Linked DNA regions of Homo sapiens: region 1 is linked to region 2. A link is a loop called in an ENCODE intact Hi-C map of the cell type or tissue named here. Cell type or tissue: Calu3. All regions are shown on one strand. Links, peaks and the distances in the headings refer to the core of each region. The heading gives the core; the rest is flanking DNA.

Region 1 (11,430 bases), core at 1,564-9,563, 220 kb before region 2:
TAACTCAGCCTGGGGCATGCTTGGGAAAACCATTCCAGGAGTGGCAACAATTGAGTTGATTATTGAGGATGATTAAGCATTAGTTCCAGAATATAGAGAGTTATTGAAAAGAAGGAGCATGTGTGAAACATTCTTACCTATGAAGTAGAATTTGTTTTGTTTTTGGCAGGGAGTTTTCATGTTATGTCTGTATGCCTTGGGTATATGGTAGAATTCTATGAGAAGTTAAGTTGGCAAAGGCCAGATTACAAAATAATTTAGGCATCAAGCATTGAAAAAGAAGTTAGAAGGTATCAAAATAAAATACAATCTCACTTACCACTACATTTAGTGGTGAAAGTCCACCCCTCTTTATCCTCCTCACATAATTGGTCATTAAATACTCCCTTAGTCATTTCTCTGTGGCCACAGAGACCTAGTCTTGAATAGTTAAGTAGCAGAAAGCTTGTTTCAATGTTGGTGACCTGACTGTACTCCAGGACTCTACTGTATGTGATCCTGTCTTGCCACTTGATGTTAATTATAGCCTGTAGCCCATGCAAATAAAACTGAGATTAAAACATGTGATTTGAATTACTTGGGCCAAATCTCACAATTTGAGGCTGTCACTGCTACCACTTCTCTATAAAGTATGAGCTTTGCTTCAATCTGAATTTTTAAACCTACCTTTAAAAATGCTGATCACAACAAAGAGCACTGCAGTTTGGCATATTTATCGGGAACACTGGAGTTCTTTGCTCATCTTCATTGAGCAAGCCATAGTAAGCAGAAGGAAAGGAAGTAAGGAAAGAAGGGAGGAAGGAAGGAAAGAAGGAAGGGAGGAGGGAAGGGAGGGAGGGAAGGGAGGGAGGGAGGAGGGTACCAAATTAACAGAATACATGTCAACATATCAATTAGTGTTTCTTCCCTGAGCAATGGCTGTACATTGACCCTGATTCTTTAGATAAGATTCTGCACATCAAACCATTGGATAAACTATAAACAATTGTGCAAGTATTAATTATTGAAATTTTTTAAAAAAAATTTCTTAATATTCTGCAATCTCCCACTTTACATAAATTTACCTCCAACTTAAATACCTCGGAAAATACATATTCTTGTCAACTGGCAATACTCTCTGTAAACCACTCCTGAAGGCAAAGAACACTCAACACTAAAACAGAGAATGAGTTATGATTAATAACAAGTTACCATAATAGTGGGGTAATCTGCTAAAACAAAATCTTATTTGCTTCTGTTATATATGTGTCCGCATGTGTGTGTACATTTTTATGTATATGTCTATGTGTGTGTACATGTGTTTCTTTATGGTGAGCCATGTGCCATAAAATCACTAATCTTGGTTTTGGAAATTTGACTTCTCTACCCACATGAGTTTCTTAAAATGTTCATAATTGGACGGATATTATGGAAACTGTATAGGTAGCACTTCAGGGATGTCCCGCTAACTCTTTAGCCTAAGGATATCATTATATTATAATTCTTTCTCCCTGAATCTCATAGTATCTTCATTCTCCCACATTCATGGAGATAAAATGTCAGGCTTTGCTCTTTCGTGGATCAGTCATGACCTTCTGTGGAAGCCTATACCATCCATTCCTTTGTAATTACTAGTTTAATCTCTAAACAACATGGATTCTGAGTAGAAATTCACCATTTCTTAATACAATATTCAGAATTTCTAAATTTCCCTAAGTCTTGCATACAAAGTGAGGGAAAAAATTATGTCCCATAGACAGTAACTTTTTTTCTGTCACCTTTCAGACAGAAAGGGGCAGAAAGCTTGCTTGAGAATCAAGTTTCTAACTCTGGTTTTGTTATCACCCAGGAAATCACTTAATTATATTGGGCTATAAATTTCTGATTTTTTCAATTATAAATTTATAATGCATAATTTTTGAAAATGCTTTTGGCTCAAAACTTATGTTAACTCTATGACTATGATATAATTGGACTGTCTACATCACTCAAATTTAATTTTTAACTTTTATTAAGTGAACATAAGTCCCTAGAAAAGGTTCTCTTATACAAGTTAACTTTAATAAATCCAAACTCAAACATTTACCAGCTGGATAAAAATTGATATGTGTAACACTGGAATACATAGAAATTTCAGCCTCATCTTCCAGCCTGGGCAGCCGAGATTGCAACACTGCACTCCAGCCTGGGTGACAGAGGGAGACTCTGTCTCAAAAAAAAAAAAAAAAAAAAAAAGAAAGAAAGAAAGAAAGAAAATTAAAGCTCAGTACAACGACTACAAAATGACACAGCTGAAAGAATGACTCTGTAGTTTTCTAAAAGGAAGTCTCTACTCCTTAGTGAATAATTTTTCACTTAAGTAAAACCAAGAATTCTGACCTTTTCCCTCTCCTCTCTAGTAACACTTCTCTTCCAGTTCTACTGTCAAGATAAAAGCCTTTCCCCCCAACTATGATATGTTAAGGCTTTTAAGAAAGTGTGGACAAGAAAGTCAATTATGGGTTTAAGCTTTGATAATATACTCTAAGTTTTCACAGAAAACTAAGTGATTTGCTCCCTTTTCCACCTCACTTACTCTGTTTGGATGCATACTGCAAGAGAAAATTCACTTTTCAACTAGTTGCACTTATAAAAAGACCCTGGGAAAAATCCCACATGCTCTGAGCCAGCTGCAGAGAGGCCGCAGTGGTTCCTTAATGACTGCAGCCTAAGGATGCAGGAACGGGGCCACTAATCCGACTTCAGATGAGCACAGCACTTTTGTGAGACTATGGAAATAGGAGGTTAGACACTATACCTGGGCCATTCAGCAACCTTGTATCTTCAGGAAAAGCTGCAGAGACCTGCTGATCCTGGAAACAGCTTCAGGTACTTCTATCATGAGGAGTGGTCCAGCATGCCTACAGAGGTTGTCCAACCCTAAAAATTTACTCTGATAGAAAAATAATATTTTTTCCAACCCATTGGAAAGTAGAATTGTCAATGTATTCATTTGCCTGCTTTTTTAAAAAGGATCATCTAACCATAAAACAACCTATAAATAAATATTGTTCTTTCTTTGTAGTGAGGTGATTAGAAATGATTATTTCACACATATGCTAGATTTATAGCCTATTAAATAAAACTTATATATGTCATATTCAACTTTATTTTCTCTTATTTTAAATTATATTTTGCTAAATATGTTAGCATAATTTTATTGTCTGAAGGTAAAACAATCATCTGAAGAACGTCTTCGTGTTGTAGACCTGTGTGCATGGTGTTTCTGTTCTTCATATCAACTGACTGGATTGCTGCCACCTCGTTAGCCAGCTCTCAATCAAGCAAAGAAAGCACATGAATTGAGAGATTGCTGCATATGGCAGACTGTACTGAGTAATCTTTAGGGAATACTTTCTGCCAATTTGGGGTTCTAAATCTGTTTTATGTTCACATTAGTGTCCTCAACTAAGAATAGAATTCCAGCTTCATTCAAGTCACAGTAAGGCTTGTTTTCCTGTTGGAATTTGGATGTATTCCTGAAAGTGCATGCATAGAACAGTAAACCAATCACTGAAGAATGAACTATCAGTCTGAAATGCCTAACACAACAATCGTTTAGTCAGTAATAGGAAACAATTTTGCTTTACATTTGAAAGTCTGGCTTTAACTTATGACTTTGTCAATATGTACTAAAGGCCACAGAAAAAGAGCTATGATTAATCTGCTATCAACCTAACTCTGGGCAGTTGTGTGTTTTGTTCTGTTGAGTTCCTGCATATGCATAACAATAATATTGCCTAGATTCAAAAGAAAGCATAGGAAAGTCCATTTCCTGAATAAAGTACACTAGCCCAGCAGGAAAATCATGTGAGAAAGGTTTGAATGCAAAGGTTATCAGTTTATTACAGCAACCCCAGAGCAGTGCTTGTAGTAAAGAAGCTTTTTAGTTCTTTATAGCTTGTCCTTTCAACAAATACTACTGTGCATTTTTCTGGGCAACACAATATGCCACTTGCTAAAGAAGCCACAGGTGAGTAATACATAGATTCTTTTCCCAAGGAAATTATGATCTATTAAGATGGATAAACAACTAAATATAAGAGAAGAAGCAACGAATTACTCTTACCCCTCTAGTAAATTATAGAGACACCTTAAGATCAGGAATCAGGGGATGCCATCCCTCATCTCTCATCATCACAGATTGTGTTCCTCAGAATTAGACCCTAATATAAGCTTTGGATGCAGGTAGTTAATTTACTTAAGAAGTGATATTAGACAACACTGGTAGGGGAATGAGGAAATGAAACATGGGAGGGAAGGAAGTCAATATTGGCAGCTTTTATTGGCAGGTTATTGTCAGGGCAACCTGCACAAATGCTGGAAGACAGCCTAGAAAGCCTTCAGGGTTACCCATTCACTGAGTGCAGAGGACTGGCTTTTTATTCACCAATGTCCCTCTCATATTGGATGAGGGCTATTGCATGCTGCACTAATTCCTAGATGCTTTCAACTTGTCCCAAGCATGGACCAAACACTTTCTGTGGCCATAAAGAGATCTAGGGTTTCCACTGGGAAGCTGCAAACACATTAGTGGATAGTGAGTGGTAAAGGAGTACCTGTGAGATGGCAACTTTATCTGTTCACTCCCTTTGCTGTAGCTCATAGCATACTTTCAAACACATTGCGAGCATTTGGAGACAAAGTAAGGACAGGGCTTGGCTTTAGCTCACCCCAGCTAGAGCATTCCCACGGATCACAAAACCCACACCACTACCTCACTGATGTCATACCCGTTAATAGTCACACAAAGAAAATAGCCAATCTATATCATTCTTTTGTGTTCCCGTAATGTTTAGTCATGACGTTTACTTAAAGAATTTCAAAAACTGGCCTTAGGAGATCCAAAATCGATTCAAGGTTCCAGAGTGTCCCACCTTGGGAAGGAATGCTGAACAATTTATTCACAGCCTTGTTGCTGCTAACCAGACCACCAGGTGGCTCATTGCTCAAGAGAACCACCACAACCACTTACTGACCTGCATCCCCTACTCTTCATGTGCTTTGACCAGCCCAGCCTGCATATCTTACCCCTGATGTGAATTCCCATACTTTGCAGATATAAAAATCCCTACTGACTCTTTTTGGGGAGCCAGCCAGAGAACCCTTGCACCTCTGCTGTCTCCCTTGCATTTGAGTACAAGCCACAAATAAAAGCCTTATCTGGGAAATCAGCCTGGCCCCGTATTAATTGCCATTACATGGGGAGCCTAAGAGCCTGTGGTCTGTAACGTTTAGATGACACCAAATTATCCAAGAAATATTGTAAGGTCTATCCTCTATTGCATTTTCTGTTTCTGCACAAATGAATAGCGTATTTTCTTTCTCTCTAATTTCTACCCCTATTTATATATTACTTGTTATTATATGAATAAAATATTATAATGGCTTCCCAACTGGTTTCCCTGCCTCCAGTCTGCACTTACTCCAATCCATCACATATATTTTTATCAGATTATCATATTTTGTCTTCATTTATTTAATATCTTCAGCAGTTCTTCCCTGTGCATAAGAGCATGCCAGGATTTCTAATGTCCATAAAGGCTGCATTTTGCATTCTATAGAATACTTTTATTTATATTATTGTGTTTACTCTTCCTAGCCATCTTGTGAATATGAATTATTACCTGATTTTTGAGATAATCCTTAAAAAGTTTATGATTTTTCTCCATGGAATTTAAGTGAATTCCTTTTACATTTCCTTAAGGTAAGAACTTGGAATTTGAGCCCAGTAGTATTGTTGTCTTCCATTTGTACCCCATTTATTCATTCTTTGTTTTTCTGCCCTGCTATATTCCTAACAAAGCTTACTCACAGCTCTTGCTTGGAATTGGCCTAGCAGACACTAGCAAGAGATCAGCATGTTTCATAGGTTTGTAAACACAGAAAACCACTGGAAGCCATGCATCATTTCAGTAGTGAATCTTCTCATGCATCGGTTTGGTACCTCATTATGTGGAGGGTAAATAAAATCAGTCTTCTACATTAAACACACACACATATACACAGTGCCCACTAATATATAAAATTAGACTCTATCTCAATATTGGCTTGTCTCTATCTCAAAATGAAACCAATATTTTAACATGAGGTGAAAGACCATATTAACTTGCCGAGAAAGGGAGCAAGAATTTGTCTGCTTTACTGCTCTTATCTGACAACCATCTCCAGCCTGTCAGAGAATTTGGAAAAGCCCACAGTTAAGTTGGGAATTAAAGTATTTCTTTGACAAGAGCACTGCTATGAGTGCCATCTCCCTAGGGGCTTGGGGTGGGATGACTGTCTTCTGACCTTAATTTTGGTGAGAGTCATTTCAAAGAGATAACTCAACTAGGTTGATTGTATTCCCAGCAGTCTAGTGACATACTGGATGAGGGTCAGACTTGCAAGTGAGAATTTTAAAAGGGCAAAAGGCTGTAGCTAAACTACCTGCTGTGCAGCTAAATGAAAAGCAGGGTATAATTGAAAATAACTGCACTCCTACTGATGGCAGATCAAATGGGGCACATGTTCTATGTGCATAGGAGAAATTTGGCCAGAGTTGGTTTAGATCCTGCAAAGAGGTTCAAAAGACGGGGCAAATGGACTTCAGCTGAAAGAGGTGAGAAGAGTATTGCCAAATGACCAGGAGATGTGAAAGCAATCTTGATTGATGGGCTAGTGGAAATATACTTGTATATGTCAAGGAATGTAGAGACCAGAAATCCTCGTGATGAAGGAATTTTCTAAGGAACCCACAAAAATATCTCTAAAAAAGGGTCAGCTTTAAACCTCTGCCACATCCAGAGGAAACCAATGCCATATTGGTTCAGGTAAGTTATACATAGAGAACCCATTCATTTGTCTACTGCAGGCAGTCATTCCAAAAGAAAGAGATTTCTTTCTTTCTTTCTTTCTTTCTCTTTCTTTCTTTCTTTTTCTTTCTTTCTTTCTTTTTCTTTCTTTCTGTCTTTCTCTTTCTTTCTATCTACCTTTCTTTCTTTCTCTCTTTCCTTCCTTCTGTTAGTTATCTTTTTATTTAAGAGTTTTATACATTAAATATGTTAATTATTTGCATATTTTATATGTTCCAAATATGAAATCCTGGGCTTTACAGACAAGAACCTGGGTGACAAGTAGGACTCAAACTATTAGTGGTAAAATAATCAATATTGGGAGAGAACTCTTCAAAAACCAGGTCTTACCATATAATGGGCCCTTTTAAGGACTCTATATTTATACCATAAAAGCAACCAATTATATTGGTCATAGTTGGAAATTTTTTTAATTCATCCAACCAATATTCATTGAGCACCCACCATATTCTAGGTACTGTTTCATTTATTATTTTTTATTTCCATAGGGTTTTGGGGAGCAGGTGGTGTTTGGTTACATGAATAAATTATCTAGTGGTGATTTCTAAGATGTTGGTGCACCTGTCACTTGAGCAGCATACACTGTACCCAATTTGTATTCTTTTATCCCTCACTCCCCTCCCAGCCTTTCCCTGGAGTCCCTAAAGTCCATTGTATGATTCTTATGCCTTTGCATACTCATAGCTTAGCTCACACTTATGACTGAGAACATACAATGTTTGGTTTTCCATTTCTGAGTTACTTCACTTAGAATAATGATCTCCAACTCCATCCAGATTGCTGTGAATACCATTATTTTGTTCCTTTTTATGGCTAAGTAGTACTCCATGGTATATATATATATACCACAATTTATTTTTCCACTCATTGATTGACGGGCATTTAGGCTGGTTCCATACTTTCACAATTACAAAATGTACCACTAAAACAGGCGTGTACAAGTATCTTTTGTGTATAATGACTTCTTTTCTTCTGGGTAGATATGCAGTAGTGGGATTGCTAGATCAAATGGTAGTTCTACTTTTAGTTCTTTAAGGAATCTCCACATTGTTCACCTTTAACCGCAGTGGTTGTACTAGTTTACATTCTCACCAACAGTGTAAAAGTGTTCCCTTTACACCACATCCCCACCAATATCTATTATTTTTTGATTATGGCCATTCCTGGAGGACTGAGATGGTATCACATTGTGGTTTTCATTTGCATTTCCCTAATCATTAGTGATGTCGAGAATTTTTTCATACATTTGCTGGCCATTTGTATATCTTCTTTTGAGAATTGTCTATTAATATCCTTAGCCCACTTTTTGATGGGATTGTTTATTTTTTTCTTCTTAATTTATTTGAGTTCCTTGTAGATTCTGGATATTAGTCTTTTGTCAGATGTATAGAATGTGAAGATTTTCTCCCACTCTGTGGGCTGTCTGTTTACTGTGTTGATTGTTTCTTTTGCTGTGCAGAAACTTTTTAGTTTGATTAAGTCCCATCTATTTATCTTTGTTTTTGTTGCATTTGCTTTGGGGTTCTTGGTCATGAAGTCTTTGCCTAAGCCAATGTCTAGAAGAGTTTTTATGATGTTATCTTCTAGAATTTTTATAGTTTCAGGTCTTAGATTTAAGTCCTTGATCTATCTTGAGTTGGTTTTTGTAAGGTGAGAGATGAGGATACAGTTTCATTCTTCTACATGTGGCCTGCCAATTATCCCAACACCGTTTGTTGAATAGGGTGTCCTTTCCTCATTTTATGGTTTTGTTTCTTTTGCTGAAGATCAGTTTTCTGTAAGTATTTGGCCTTATTTTTGCATTCTCTATTCTGTTCCATTGGTCTATTTGCCTATTTTTATACTAGTACCATGCTGCTTTGGTGACTATAGCTTATAATATTTTGTAGTCAGGTAATGTGGTGCCTCCAGATTGATTATTTTTGCTTAGTCTTGCTTTGGCTATGCGGGCCCTTTTTTGGTTCCATATAAATTTTACAATGTTTTTTCTACTTCTGTGAAGAAAGATAATGGTATTTTGATGGGAATTCCATTGAATTTCCAGATTTCTTTTGGCCGTATGGTCATTTTCACAATATTGATTCTACCCATCCATGAGCATGGGATCTGTTTCCATTTGTTTGTGTTGTCTACAATTTATTTCAGTAGTGTTTTATAGTTTTCCTTGTAAAAAATCTTTCACCTCTTTGGTTAGGTATACTCTTAAGTATTATGTATTTTTTTGCAGCTATTGTAAAGAAAGGTTGAATTCTTGATTTGATTCTCAGCTTGGTCACTGTTGGTGTATAGCAGAGCTACTGACTTATATACATTGCTTTTTTTAATCCTGAAACGTTGATGAATTCATTGATCAGTTCTAGGAGCTTTTCAGAGGTGTCTTTAGGGTTTTCTAGGTATATGATCATATCATCAGCAAACAGCGAGAGTTTGGCTTCCTCTTTACCGAGGAGTTCCAGCACTCCGTTGAATAGAAGTGGTGAGAGTGGGCATCCTTGTCTTGTTTCAGTTCTCAGGGGAGATGCTTTCAACTTTTTCCCATTCAATATTATGTTGGTTGTGGGTTTGTCAGAGATGGCTTTTATTACATTAAGTTATGTTCCTTCTATACTGATTTTGCTGAGGGTTTTGTCATAAAGGGATGTCGGATTTTGTCAAATGCTTTTTCTGTGTCTATTGTAATAATCATGTCATTTTTGCAAGGTTTAGAGGCTTTATTATTGTTGTTGTTATAATATACTATACAGAATAATTACAAACCCAATGTTCTTTTTTGATGAGAATAGTTTGGAAGAAATTTTATTTTCTAAGAGTGACCCAAAAATATCAGAGATCAAGTTCGAGTGGCCAGTTTGAAGACATTTATGCCCTTATGTCCATGAAACACATGCACATTTGACATCAGTAGATTCCTGAGAGTAATGACACTTTGTGTATTGAAATAAATTTCCTAAATATATTTGATCTCTAAACAAGAAAAAGAAACTAGACTGAAATATTGTGCTTACTGACACTTAATTGGATTTGATGTAAAAATGAAATGAAATACCTTTTAAAGTTTCTTTCTTTTTAAAAATATGTCAAGAGTAAGAAAACCTCATTTTTGTAGACAGAGTTCATCCCCCCTGACCCCCCGCAATTTATATGGTAAAAAGATGACAATATTAGTAGGTGGGTCCTTTGAGAAGTAATTTAGGTCATGAGGGTAGAAATCTCATGAATGGAATTAGTGTCCTTATAAAGAGAGATACTAGAGAGCTCTCTGGCCTTATTTTTCCATCATGTGAGACTATAAAGAGAAATCCATAGTTTAAATCCTGGAAGTTGGTCCTCACCAGAATCCAACCATGCTGGCACCCTAATCTCTGACATCCACCCTCCAAAACTATGAGAAATAAATTTCTGTTGTTTTTAAGCCATGTAGTCTATAGTATTTTGTTATAACAGCCCACATTGACTAAGATACTCATTAAATTAATGGAATTAATTTAAATCTGTATACCAGATGATGGCACTTTTTTATTTGACCATTAACACTTAAACTACAGAGAAAAATGATATGACACTATTGAAGATAAATTTGGTTTCAGAATGTTAAAGCAAACTCTCTTCTAATGGATTCAGGTTTAACAAAATAATTCATAATATATACAAAAAAATAAATCAAAAATTTAATCATATGATGCCTCCAAACAAGGGCTGAAAACCTCTGACATTAAACACCAAACTTTAAGGGTCAAGACAAAACCAAAATGAGTGAATGAATGAATGCCCTGGGCAAATGTAGTGGGCAGTGAGAGGGGAAGCCTAGAGTATACATTTTCCCAAGGACAACATATAACTTATCATTTATATGTAGAGAAAGCCTTCTCTAAATAAAACTGTAAAAAGAAAGTTAAAACAAAGCAAAAATGAAGAAAGAATAATCATTGATTAAAATTGCAGATAAAGGAACAGAATAAAAAAATAAGAAATACTGCTATAATGAATCATAGTTTAAATATTCACTTACAGGAGGATGCAATTTTAATAAATTTTCCCAAGCAAGAATTTTGTACATTACAGAAAAAATCCAAATACATTGTACCCTGCCCACATAATTTAAGAAACTTTCTTACCACCAGCAAAAGCATGGTAAAGCCACCATTCTCCTTTTCCTGCCCTCAGAATCATTTCTATAGATTACATTTTCTTGGATACGTTTTGCAATCAGTCTTAAATATGTTACTGTCCTTGACTTTATCAGTGTCTGCTTACTATTGTAATTTTTGTCTCTTTTGGATATGCAATCTGTAGATATTCCTTCCAAATATTCTTTTTAAATATAGCCATGATAGAAGCAACAATACACAGGAGAACTCTATGAGAGCTCATTATGAAACAAAGTGAGGCATATTCAAATACACAAGAAAAAGCAGATGAGATATGAGAATTCATCTGATCATAACTTGTTTTTGTCACTAACAAGATATTTGTCACATGACTGCACTATCTGTTATGAATTAGAATAATAAAAGAGATATGCCATACAGTGAGAAGCAATTCTCCTTATGGTAAACTA
Region 2 (11,430 bases), core at 2,131-10,130:
TATTCTCTGTCCAAAAGAGAGATAATTATGAGAACAAACTATTTGTTAAACAATATTTTGGGTAATTTATATTTATTAACTCTGAATTCTTACAACATCCCTATGCATTTGCATATTTTGTAGGGGGAAAAATATAGCAAAAAACAAGCCTTTCGTGTTCATCCTGTAGGCAATCTCACTGTAGATTCTTTGCAACTACTCTACACTGCCCCTAGGTTGTTCAAATTTATGGGAGTTTGGTGCCAGGAGGAACACCAAGGTCTAAGCTCTCATATTTTTGGCAGATTTTTTTTGTCATACATTTTTCACTTTCCAATGGGCAAAAACTATAAGACATTTTTGGCAATGCAATTCCTGTATATTACCTCTATATTTCAATATTTTTATGATGTATGATTCGAGGCATTTTAAAAAGCATTATTAAATGGTATTACTCTAATTCAGTTTGAGGCACAGTGATATTTTTCATAGCATCTCTGGGAAACATCATGTGCTTATTAGAAGGGAAATATTCTGACATCAATACCTTTAGGCAGTTTGGTTGAAAGAGAAATGCATTTGAATATGATTCTCATAATATAGACAATCATAGCTGCATTTCAAGTTCAGAAAGAGGGAACAGCTTTACTCCTAAATAAAAACAGATATTATGTCAGAAGGTTTTAAAATCCATGCTCTTCAAAAGCTATAATATTCAGAAGCCTAGAAAAATAATCTGATATAATCCAAATAAACACCCCTGTCTGTCACATAACCTTTAATTATGATATGGCAACTGTAATTTCACCTAATTAGAAAAGGTGAACCCAATTTTGAATTGCAAATTATATCTTTTATGAAAGCTTTTATGAAATTAAGCCATCCTTAGACTGACAGACTCAGTCAGTATGGTTTGAGGTGCCCTATGATGTGACATTTTTGATAAATCAGTGAGCCATCCCAAAACGCTTCTAGATGGAACCAGTCACTGGTTTTGATGCTAGTAGGTACAGCTTTCCAATTAAGACTTGCGGTATAATGTATGAGGGTTGGCACTCTAACCCCCTCCAATCTCCCTGAACTCCTGTTTTCTCATTTGTAAATGGGGATAAAAATACCAACATTTTAATGAAATTATAAGAGCTAAACAAGAATCATAGGAAAATACTCTGATAGGCACTCAAATCATTTTAACTGAATTTAGTTGCAATTAATTTAGGATTGTATGCTTTTGATGATACACAATTCTACTTAGAGTAAGGGAAATCTTTATTAAGAGTAAAAGCCTAGACTATTTTTTAGTTTTACAATTAGTTTTACAGAAATTAAACTTTCACTTTCACTGGTTGATTATGTAATTTTACTCAATAAAAATAAATTGAACAAAAAGGATTAGAAGTTTTAAATCCCTAAGATTTTTAAAATGACTAGCCTAATGAATTTTGGTTGAACAAAATATTATTTAAAATGTAGATGTGAATAAAAATTCCAATGTTCTATTGAGAGTAGCAACTAACAGACATTTTTGTGAACGAATTTATTATGAAATTACACAGATTAGAGGAAAAGTTTTAAGATCCTTTATACTAAAGGCACAGTCCAGGCTTCAGATTTCAGTCATTTCAAACCTTATCAAAAACTAACATTGTCCTAAAATTGAAATTATTCATTTAAAAATAGGCATCCTAATCAAACCTTCAAAGTGTCTGAATGACAACAAGAAAAAAGATCATTGTATTAAAAGAGCAAACACAAAAATATATATTGAATTTTTTTCTCTAAAGTTTAAAAACACAACCCAAAAGAGTTTTTTGTGTTTACTAGTCTATAGATAATTTCAAAAAGTTATTAATGCAAAGCTTCTTAGATTTTAATATGCCTAAATAACATTGAGAAGTGAACCTTACTACTAGGTCTTATCTTAATAATGTATTATTTTATAGTTCTGTTATCTGGTGAAAATAAATGAAACAAAACACCAGCATGACAGCAAGCACAGATATTCTATTGCTAAGTTTTCTACCAGTGCTCCCAGAGAATAGAAGGTAGACCTGAAGAAAAAACACTTTTAGTAAAGGTGAGAGTCTTTCAGCAGAATTTAGAGTGTTATTTTTCAAATATAATTTCAAGAGAATTTGTATAAACTTCTCCCCACTATTGAGAATGGCATTCTGCAGAAAATTCATCAGCATATATTGTGCAAGGAGAATTATGGGCAGTAAAATGTTCAAAGAGTGTTACAACTTTTAATTTTCGATTTCACATGAGTTTGGACAATGGCTGGAAGAAAAAAATATATACAGTTCATTCAGTCTATAGTAAAGATAGAAAGGTTTAAAGGTTGAAACTTGAGGAACTAGCAAAAGATCTTGTGAACTTTAAAAATATATGTAGAATATTCCATAAAGTGATGAAACCGTTCTTGACAGGAATAGCACAAGCACTCGTCTCACAACTCCTGGATAAAGATTGAGCTATGTTCTTTAGGCAAGGAGTTGTAATATACATGGGAACATGTTTCAATAATGACTATCATGTATGAATTGGTACTGTTCATTCTAAATATTTATCATTAAACTTAAGCACTAAGCAAAGTCAGTCATTTTTAAGATTTTATTAACTACAGAATGAGGGTTTATATAAGATCCACTAGAATATAGACAAATGAAAATGTTTTACAATAGGTCAAAACGGAAGCAAAATTTCACCTTCCCATGTTAATCCAAGGTCAAGAATAGGTGAAAACATTAAACTTCACCTAACTTATAAATTCCCATTAAAATAATTCTCATTAAAAGTAAAAAGAAGTTGGTTTGACAGTTTTAATCATTAATAAATTAACCAAACACTTTAGTATCATGTTAATATATAGCAACAACTACTCAAATATTAATAGGTTTTGAGCTGACAACCTTGGAGTATTTCATTTTTGCTAATAATGGTAAATAGTATTTTTGTGCTATTGTAAAGAACTGGCAGGTAGGAATCATATCTTTGTACATATTAAAATATCAATAATTAGGTTTCTGTTTTTATTTAGTCACTACTTCATTTTAGTCCACTGAGCTGAAATTACTTGCATAGGGGTTACCGAGGTCTGACAGCTATGTTGGGGAGCACCTACAGTCAAGAAAAAGAACCTAATAGAACTTTCTTGTGAGGGCTGCCAATGAATTTTTTTCTGAGGATGATACGCTTTCTTTCTCTTTTCCTTTTTTTTTTTTGTTTTTGAGACCGAGTCTCATTCTGTTGCCAGCCTGGGCTGGAGTACAATGGCGCGATCTTGGCTCACTGCAATCTCTGCCTCCCGGGTTCAAGAGATTCTCCTGCCTCAGCCTCCAGAGTAGCTGGGATTACAGGTGTCTGCCACCATGTCCGGCTAATTTTTGTATTTTTAGTAGACACGAGGTTTCACCATGTTGGCCAGGCTGGTCTCGAACTCTGACCTCAGGTGATCCACCCGCCTTGGCTTCCCAAAGTGCTAGGATTACAGGTCTGAGCCATCGCGCCTGGCCAATACACTTTCTATATAATGTACTCTTTTCTCATTTTTTTTTTTTTTGCTGTGAGTACGCTGCACATTTTCTTTCACATAAAATGAATCACGCATTCATGAAAGCCAAAAACAGGTGCACCTTTCTATCCTACAGCTAACTTACAGTTTTTAATTACTTTGCAACCCTTGAACATATTCTTTTTTGGAAATATGTGACTGGATCTTTCTGACATTAACAACTGGCAGGAAAATAAATTCAGGTTTTTCTTTATTCCCTGTATTTGCCTATATTAAACAAGGAAATAAAGCAAGTAAAATAATGTGAAAAGCAGAAGCACACTCACAAAGATTTACCATATCTCTGATGGCTTATTACTTTATATTAAACCATAAAGACCTTAGGAAAATGTATTTTATGTGTCTTTTAGTGCAATCACATTCATTGCCAAAATTAATGCTCTTGCACCAGACTGCCTGGGTTCAAATCTTGCCTCTATTATTTATTATCTGTGTCTACTGGAGCAAATTACTTCCTTTCTTTGATCCTTTAGACTTCTGAGTTTATAACATGGGAATAATAATATCTATCTAGTAGAGTTTTGTGATGTGTACATGAATACAAAAATATTGTTAGATCTGTTTCTGATACATAGCATATTTTCAATAAATATGAACAACTATTATTATGTGACTTGGATCTCTCAAACAGATTGGAAGCTACTTTATGACAGTGGTAAGGAATATATCTATTACTAGTCTGGTACTCTTGGTATCTCCCAAAGACACTAAATATTTCATGACAACAATGGTATTGGCAACAGTAACGACATTGTTACTTGGTCATACATATATTAATAATAATCATCTTAAATATAAATAGAAGTGTTAGTCAAACTTTGAAGCCTTGAATGACATGATTAATGCATTTAGTTGGGGAAAATGAACAGTGAATGCACACAAAATGAAATGATAAGAAGTGAAAAAATAAGGAAACAGAAATGAGAAAGATATTTAAAAAGGGAAAGAAAGACCAATAGTAGAAAATGGCTGGTATTTTTCTCATTGATGCCTCCCCAGCTCAGAATAACCAAGAATAAATACAAATTATCCAGTCAGACACACAGGAATGAATTATAAATAGTACAGTGATATTCATCCTGAAATATCTGTTTCCTGAAAGAAGTAGTTGCATTTGACTCTTATTACATATAAGTTCATGACTTTGAAAAAAAGCTAACTGTTTTTCTATAGTTGTGTTTGTTGTGTTAACATTAATTTTTAAAAACCTTCTTAGGGAACAGTGGGTCAAATACTAAAGAAATTTGAAAGCTCTATCTTTAATTTGTCCCATTCATCTTTAAGTAATTTTAAGAAGTCTCAACCTAGTAATTTTTTGTTTGAATAAATCCATGGTGGAAATAGATGAACTGTTTTCATGCCTAAAGTATTCAATATCATTACCATTCAAAATATTTTTGAGCGCCTACCATATCAGAGCCATATTAGAAGTGAGAGTGGTATAAAGAGACATGATACAGTCCTATCAATAAGGGGATAATACAGATTGTACCTGGAATGTAATAAATAACACAGATCAGCAAATGCTAGGTATGAATGATAAAAACTGAACTTTTTATAAGAGTTCTACAAGCAGAGTAGAAGCAATACTGTTGTTACTGCTGAAAGTTTTCTTTAGAAAGGCTTTTCAACAAGTATATACCTTTCATCAAGTATATTTGTTTCTGTCACAACAGTATTACCAGTCTACAAATGGGAAGTGATGGAATCAAATGATTATGAGAAGTAAACTATAAATGTTTATGATTTCTGCTCTGCTCAGGTGATGAATCAGCACAGTAATATTTTCAGCCCTGAGTTTTAGCCCAGGTTTTGCAGCTAAGCTAAAGCAGTTTCCAATACAATTTTATAGCAATATAGAATTTCTTTCAAATAACAGTGACTATCCTCCAAAGTTAATCTAAAATGTTCAGCCAGTTTACCTCTTGTTGAGACAAAAGCAGTTGCATACACTTTTGAGGATATAGGCTTCAATACTGTTCCTTAATGAAAGTGAAATTATCCAGGAACATCTAACGTGATGTGACATGGTTGATATGAGTATATTTAGGAGACATATGAAGAAAACGAGGGGGTTACGATCTCTAGAAAGAAAGAAAATATGTGTCTCAAGCTATATATTTGCCATATAAAACAATCCCACACTTAGATTTCAAGCAAAATATTACACAATACCAGAGTAGGAAATACAAATGTTATAATGCTACCTTTATATTTTCTAAAATCCCAAATTGCTAAGAAAAACAATGAATACCAAAGATTTTGCAATAATCTTACAAATATAAGCAAATCATGGTCATCACCAGGAAATTAGATGCAATCAAACGATATGTCAATTGTGGTTCTTTTTTCTCATCATGACTTAGTCCTCAAATCAAATTTCATGAATAACTCGGGAGTCTGATTTAATACAATCATGAATTCTAACATTGAGGACATTAAAGTATGTCTGTTGTCTAGCCCGTGCTTTACCCAGACTAATAAAACAAGGGTGCTTAGCCATCTTTACTCATACTTTCTTGTTGTTTTTCAGTAGACTGCTTTATGTGCCATATTAGAAACAAAAGCTTGAAAAATGTCAAACCATTTCTTTCCTTGCATGGAAGTAGAAACATCAGATATATTTGAACTAAATAAAATAGTTTCATTTTGCTTAGACTTCCTTTGGTAACTAATTCAACTATAAATAGATTAAAAGTAACATAAAAATTTGAATAAAGTAGAAATAAATATATAGTTATTACATTAACTAGGGTGCAGGTAGAATACAAAAACCATCCCAGTGAATGTAAGAAATATAATTTAATACAAATAATTATTAACTAGAGATTGAAGAATTCAGAAGACAAATTGGGAACAACACCACGGGGTCAGTGAGGTAACATCTGCAGGGAGCAGCACTAGCCATGGAAGAGTTCTAAATTACTAGAACTTAGTGACTTGGAGCAGGGCTTCTCTGGAGCTGAAATTCAGACCTCTGACTGGCGTTGCTAAGATCAGAGGAGGTGCCCTATGGGTCTGGCATACGGACCTATGAGAAGCATACATCAGTCAGCTGGTTCTGGTGTCTCTGACAGGCTTCAAATCTGGTTTAGTAAGTACTGGGGAAAACGTAGTGTGGAATCAACTGTCACTGTAAAGAAATGTTGGCGGGTGTTATTGACAGGACCAGAAAGCAAGTAGGAAGCATATAATGACAGCAAAGCCTTCTTCCTGCTGCTGTATAGTTTCTTTCTAGTGCCCTCTATTGGCAGATCCTGATAGGAAGATAACCTGTTAAAACAGAAATGAGGTTTACTGAGTCTCAGATTCAGAACCATATGAAAGCTTTTAAAAGGATGACCTTGAAGCTGAAAAGCAGAGGATATTGTGACCAAATTTATGCCAATATTCAACAACTTAGATGAAATGGGAAAATTCATCGAATGACACAAACTACCACAATTCACTTAAAATAAAACACACACACACATAACAGATAATCTGAGAGCCGATTATGAAATGAAGGAATTGAATTTGTAGCCTAAAATGTTTTCAAAAAGAAAATTCCAGAGCCATATAACTTTACTGGTGGATTTACCAAACATTTAAAGAATAAATGATACCACTTCTACATAATCTCTTCCAGAAAATTAAACATAAGGAAATTTCTTCTCAGCACATTCTAGAAGGTCACCATCACCTTTATACCAAAATAAGGAAAAGACTTTACATGAAAATTTCAGGATAATATCTATCATGAACATAGACAAAAATGTTCTTAACAAAGTGTTAGCAAATCAAATTCAACAAAGATAAGATAAAAACAGATAAAATAGGCCGGGTGTGGTGGCTCACGCCTGTAATCCCAGCACTTTGGGAAGCCAAGGCAGGCAGATCACCTGAAGTCAGGAGTTTGAAACCAGCCTGGCCAACATGGCAAAACCCTGTCTCTCCTAAATATAGAAAAATTAGCCAGGCGTGGTGGCGGGCACCTGTAATCCCAGCTACTTGGGAAGCTGAAGCAGGAGAATCGCTTGAACCCTGGATGTGGAGGTTGCAGTGAGCTGAGATCGCACCACTGCACTCTAGCCTGGGCACGAAGAGTGAGACTCTGTCTCAAAAAAAAAAAAAAGAAAAGATAAAATATGATGACTAAGTGGGTATTAGCTCAGGAATGCAAGCAGATTTAACATTCAGAAGCAAATTAATTTAATTCACTTTATTTACCAACTGAAAAGGAATACCCACAAGATAATCTCAATAGGCAGAGATTGAAAATCTAACATTCATTCCCATTCAAAACTCTCAGCAAATCAGGAACAGCAGGGAACTTTCTTTGCCCAGTGAAGGACATCTACAAAACCCATATAGCTAACATCATATTAATTCATGGGAAACTTAATATGGGAGAATTATTTACTGCTAAAATTAGGAAGAAGGCAAAGATGTCCACTCTTACCAATTATTTTTACATTGGGCTGGAGGTTCTAGCCAGTGCCATAAGCAAAGAAAAAGGAAATAAAAGTTACCCAGTTTGAAAGGAAGAAGCAAAATATTGTTTTTCACAGATGACATTTTTCTATGTAGAAAATTAAATGAGTTATATGAAAATAAAAGCCATGGGAACTAATATGTGAGTTTACCAAGTTTGACAGATACAAGATAAATATATACATAAGTGAATTTCATTTCTATGTACTAACAATGAAAAAATTCAAATTAGAATTAAGAAAGTCGTATATTATGTTAAAAATATGAAATAGGCATAAATAAGATAGAATAAATGAAAAACTTATACATTGAAAATTACAGAACATGGCTGAGAGAAATGAAAGAACACCTAAATAAATGGAGAAATATAGCTTGTTCATTGGTTGGGAGAACTCAATATGGTTAAGGCGTCAATTCTCAAATTGATCCATAGCTTCAATGCCACCCTAATTAATGTTCTCACACACCTTTTTGTAGAAGTTGATAAGCTGATTCTAAAATTAATATAGTAGTATAAAGAATAGCCAAAACAACTTCAGAAAGAACAAAGTTGGAAGACCAAGAAAGTTTAATTTGAAGACTTATTTTAAAACCACAATTACCCAGAATATGAGATTGACATAAAAATCAACAAATAAATCAAGGGGACAAAATAGAGATCTAAAAATAAACCAACTCATACATTGACAACTGATTTTTGACAAAAGGGCAAAAGTAATTCAATGAAAAAATAAGAGTTGTTTCATTCAGTGGATATTAATATTTAAAAAAAAATTAACTAACTTTGATACATTGCTCTTACCACCAAGAAAAAAAAAAATCAAAATAGGTCATGGACCTAAATGTAAAACCCCAAATTATAAAACTTCAATAAGCAAACAGAGGAAAAGTTGTTTTGATTTTTATGTAGGCAAAAATTTCATGGCTACATCACCAAAATATGATATTTGAAAGAAATGTCTGAAAAATTGGACTATATAAAATTGTAACATTTTGATCTTCTGAAGACACTGTTTAGAAAATGAAAAAGCCCAAAGACTGATAAATAATGTTTGCAAATTACATATCTGATAATGGACTTTTATCCAAAATATATAAAGAACTGTTAAAGTTTAATTATAAGCAAACTGATTATAGGAATGGAAAAAAATATTTGACTGGAGACTTCATCAAAGAGACTTCTTGTACAGGAGAAACCATTTTGATTTTTGGAGAAAAATAAATACAGAAAGGTGGATACCTGACATTAAAACACTGCAAGTCTCCAAAGAAAATGTGTAAGAAAAATATGAGTTGTGCAAAACAGGTCAAATGAAAAGTACTTTTTCAATCATGCAGTAAAAATGCTAAAATATTTTTACTAAATTGAAAAATCACCATGGCATATACACTATATTAGTTCAGAGAGTTTTTTTCCAGTTTGCAAGCCATTAGAGTATATCTTATTTATACATGTTGAACTGTACATGAACTTTCCAAAGTCATTGTTACACTGAGCTCATAGTTCTCTTTCAGGAAAAGATAAAATGTCCTAATTTTCCTCTCAAGTTTTCCGAAAGAATTCCATGAAGTGTCAAGATAACCTCATCTGTAAGTGTATTGTTGATTTTGGGTGCTCTACGTTTTCTCAATATTTCTGCTTATCTCTAGATCTGAATCACATGGAGGCAGATTTACTATTTCCATCTAAAATTCTAGAATCCTCCCCTCTTAACAGTGGCTGTTTTATGTTGTTCAGTATAGTTTTTCTAGCCACAACACCTATGTCTGCAAAATAATTGATTACCAACAAATACAAGTTTATTGGATGAATAAATCCTCTTCCATTTACATCTCGCAATTTTATTTTCATCTATACATTTTGCAGTAGGAATTCAATTTGACCAATAGTTGTATTCCAAAAGATTTTTCTGTACTTTACTATTGAAAGCTGGAGTTTCTACTAGAAATAGATCAGGATCTAAGAACTAACAACTTGACTCCATGGGTCTTAGAAGTTATGTTAGCTCTTTTAGGCTGAAAAGTAGGTATCTATCCAAAGACAATCACTAGAATAGTATGAAGCTATGACAACAGTGAGTCAAAAGTTTGAATCAAATCTTTTGTATGATTTGGATTTTTTAAATAATTTTTTCTATGTATTTTGACCTTTGTTTTCACTTTACAAATACCTAAGAATTTGGAAAATACTAGCTTACCAAAGAGAGAGAACACTAAGATTAGAGTGAATCCCAATGGATTAGCTGTCAGCTTTTGTACCTGAAGGAGTATTTTCTAATGAACAAGAGCAGGGTGATATGCATATGTGATTTAAAAACCTTTCTTATCAAAGCCCCAGGACCCCACAGATTCTAAGCTCTTATAACTACTGAGATGAAATATTAGGGGGAGTGGCTCTGTATCTATTCAATCATAAAGCACCCACACCACCAAATGATTTCAGGATTGGAAACTATTACATGACACAGTTGGTCTTCTTGTCTTTTCTCCCCCAGGCATCTTCTTTTACACTATCTCTAGATAGCTTTCAGAAAACAATATAATTTCATCACATTTTATCAAGTTTTACAAATTTCACCATATTTTAGGGATATAATAGATATACAAATAAAAGGTACATATTTAGGTTATATATTTAAGTTTTGAAACATGTATATTGCCAGAAAACCATCAGCACAATCAAAATTGTGAACAAATACATAACTCCCAAATGTTACTTCTTGGCCCTTTGTAATTCCAACCTTGTCCCTCCCTGCTTCCCAGGCAACTATTGATTTGCTTTCTGTCACTGTAAATTAGTTTCCGTATGTGCATGTATGTTATATAAATATTACATATTTAGTTGCATTTTATATAAATGTCATTATAGAGTATTTACTCTTTTTAATCTGGCTTCTTTCAGTTATGACAACTAATAGAGATTCATATAAGTGAATTTATCAATGGTTCATTTATTTTTATTGTTCAGTAGATTCCATTATATTCATATGCCCAAAGTTTTTTTATTTATTAACCTGTTGACTTTTTCTTTTCTAAATTCTGGCTAACACAAAGAAAGCTGCTATAAATTTTGTATACAAGCATTTGTTAAAACATAATGTTTCTTTTCTTAAAAGTTAAATACCTAGGATTAGAATGGCTATATTATACAGCAGGTTTACATTTAACTATTTAAGAAACTGCCACACTGTTTTTTGTATCATTATATGAATAACACTTTGTATAAATAATTGTACAATGTATATTCCTACCAGGAATATTTGAGAGATCCAGTTCCTCTAGATATTCGTCAATAAGCATAGTCAGTCATTGTTTTTCTCCATTCTTCTTCTTTTTTTTTTTTTTGAGACGGAGTCTTGCTTCTTCACCCAGGCTGGAGTGCAATGGCGTGGTCTCGGCTCACT

Evidence for each region. A loop is a pair of places that touch in the nucleus more often than their neighbours do. Peaks named below come from ENCODE experiments on the same cell type or tissue, not always from the same donor. Only the 100,000 strongest peaks of a DNase experiment are listed, where the experiment ranks them.
Region 1: it touches region 2 in a loop (4-fold over the local background); 8 of 110 quality-filtered maps call a loop at or near these places.

Annotation. Positions count from the first base shown.
Region 1 is chr1:72,839,075-72,850,504 of GRCh38, reverse strand. It overlaps LINC02797 (long intergenic non-protein coding RNA 2797), which reads right to left and starts at 216. Exons shown (of 3, transcript XR_001737674.2): 1 at 138-216. In Calu3, for the core only: no CTCF peak of the experiment used is centred there; a DNase peak (open chromatin) is centred at 4,984.
Region 2 is chr1:72,618,762-72,630,191 of GRCh38, reverse strand. The region is part of intron 3 of LOC105378797 (a long non-coding RNA gene); the gene reads right to left. Among named protein-coding and RNA genes, the nearest start is that of LINC02796, 140 kb to the left of the region's middle. In Calu3, for the core only: a CTCF peak has its summit at 6,790 (motif pointing left); no DNase peak of the experiment used is centred there.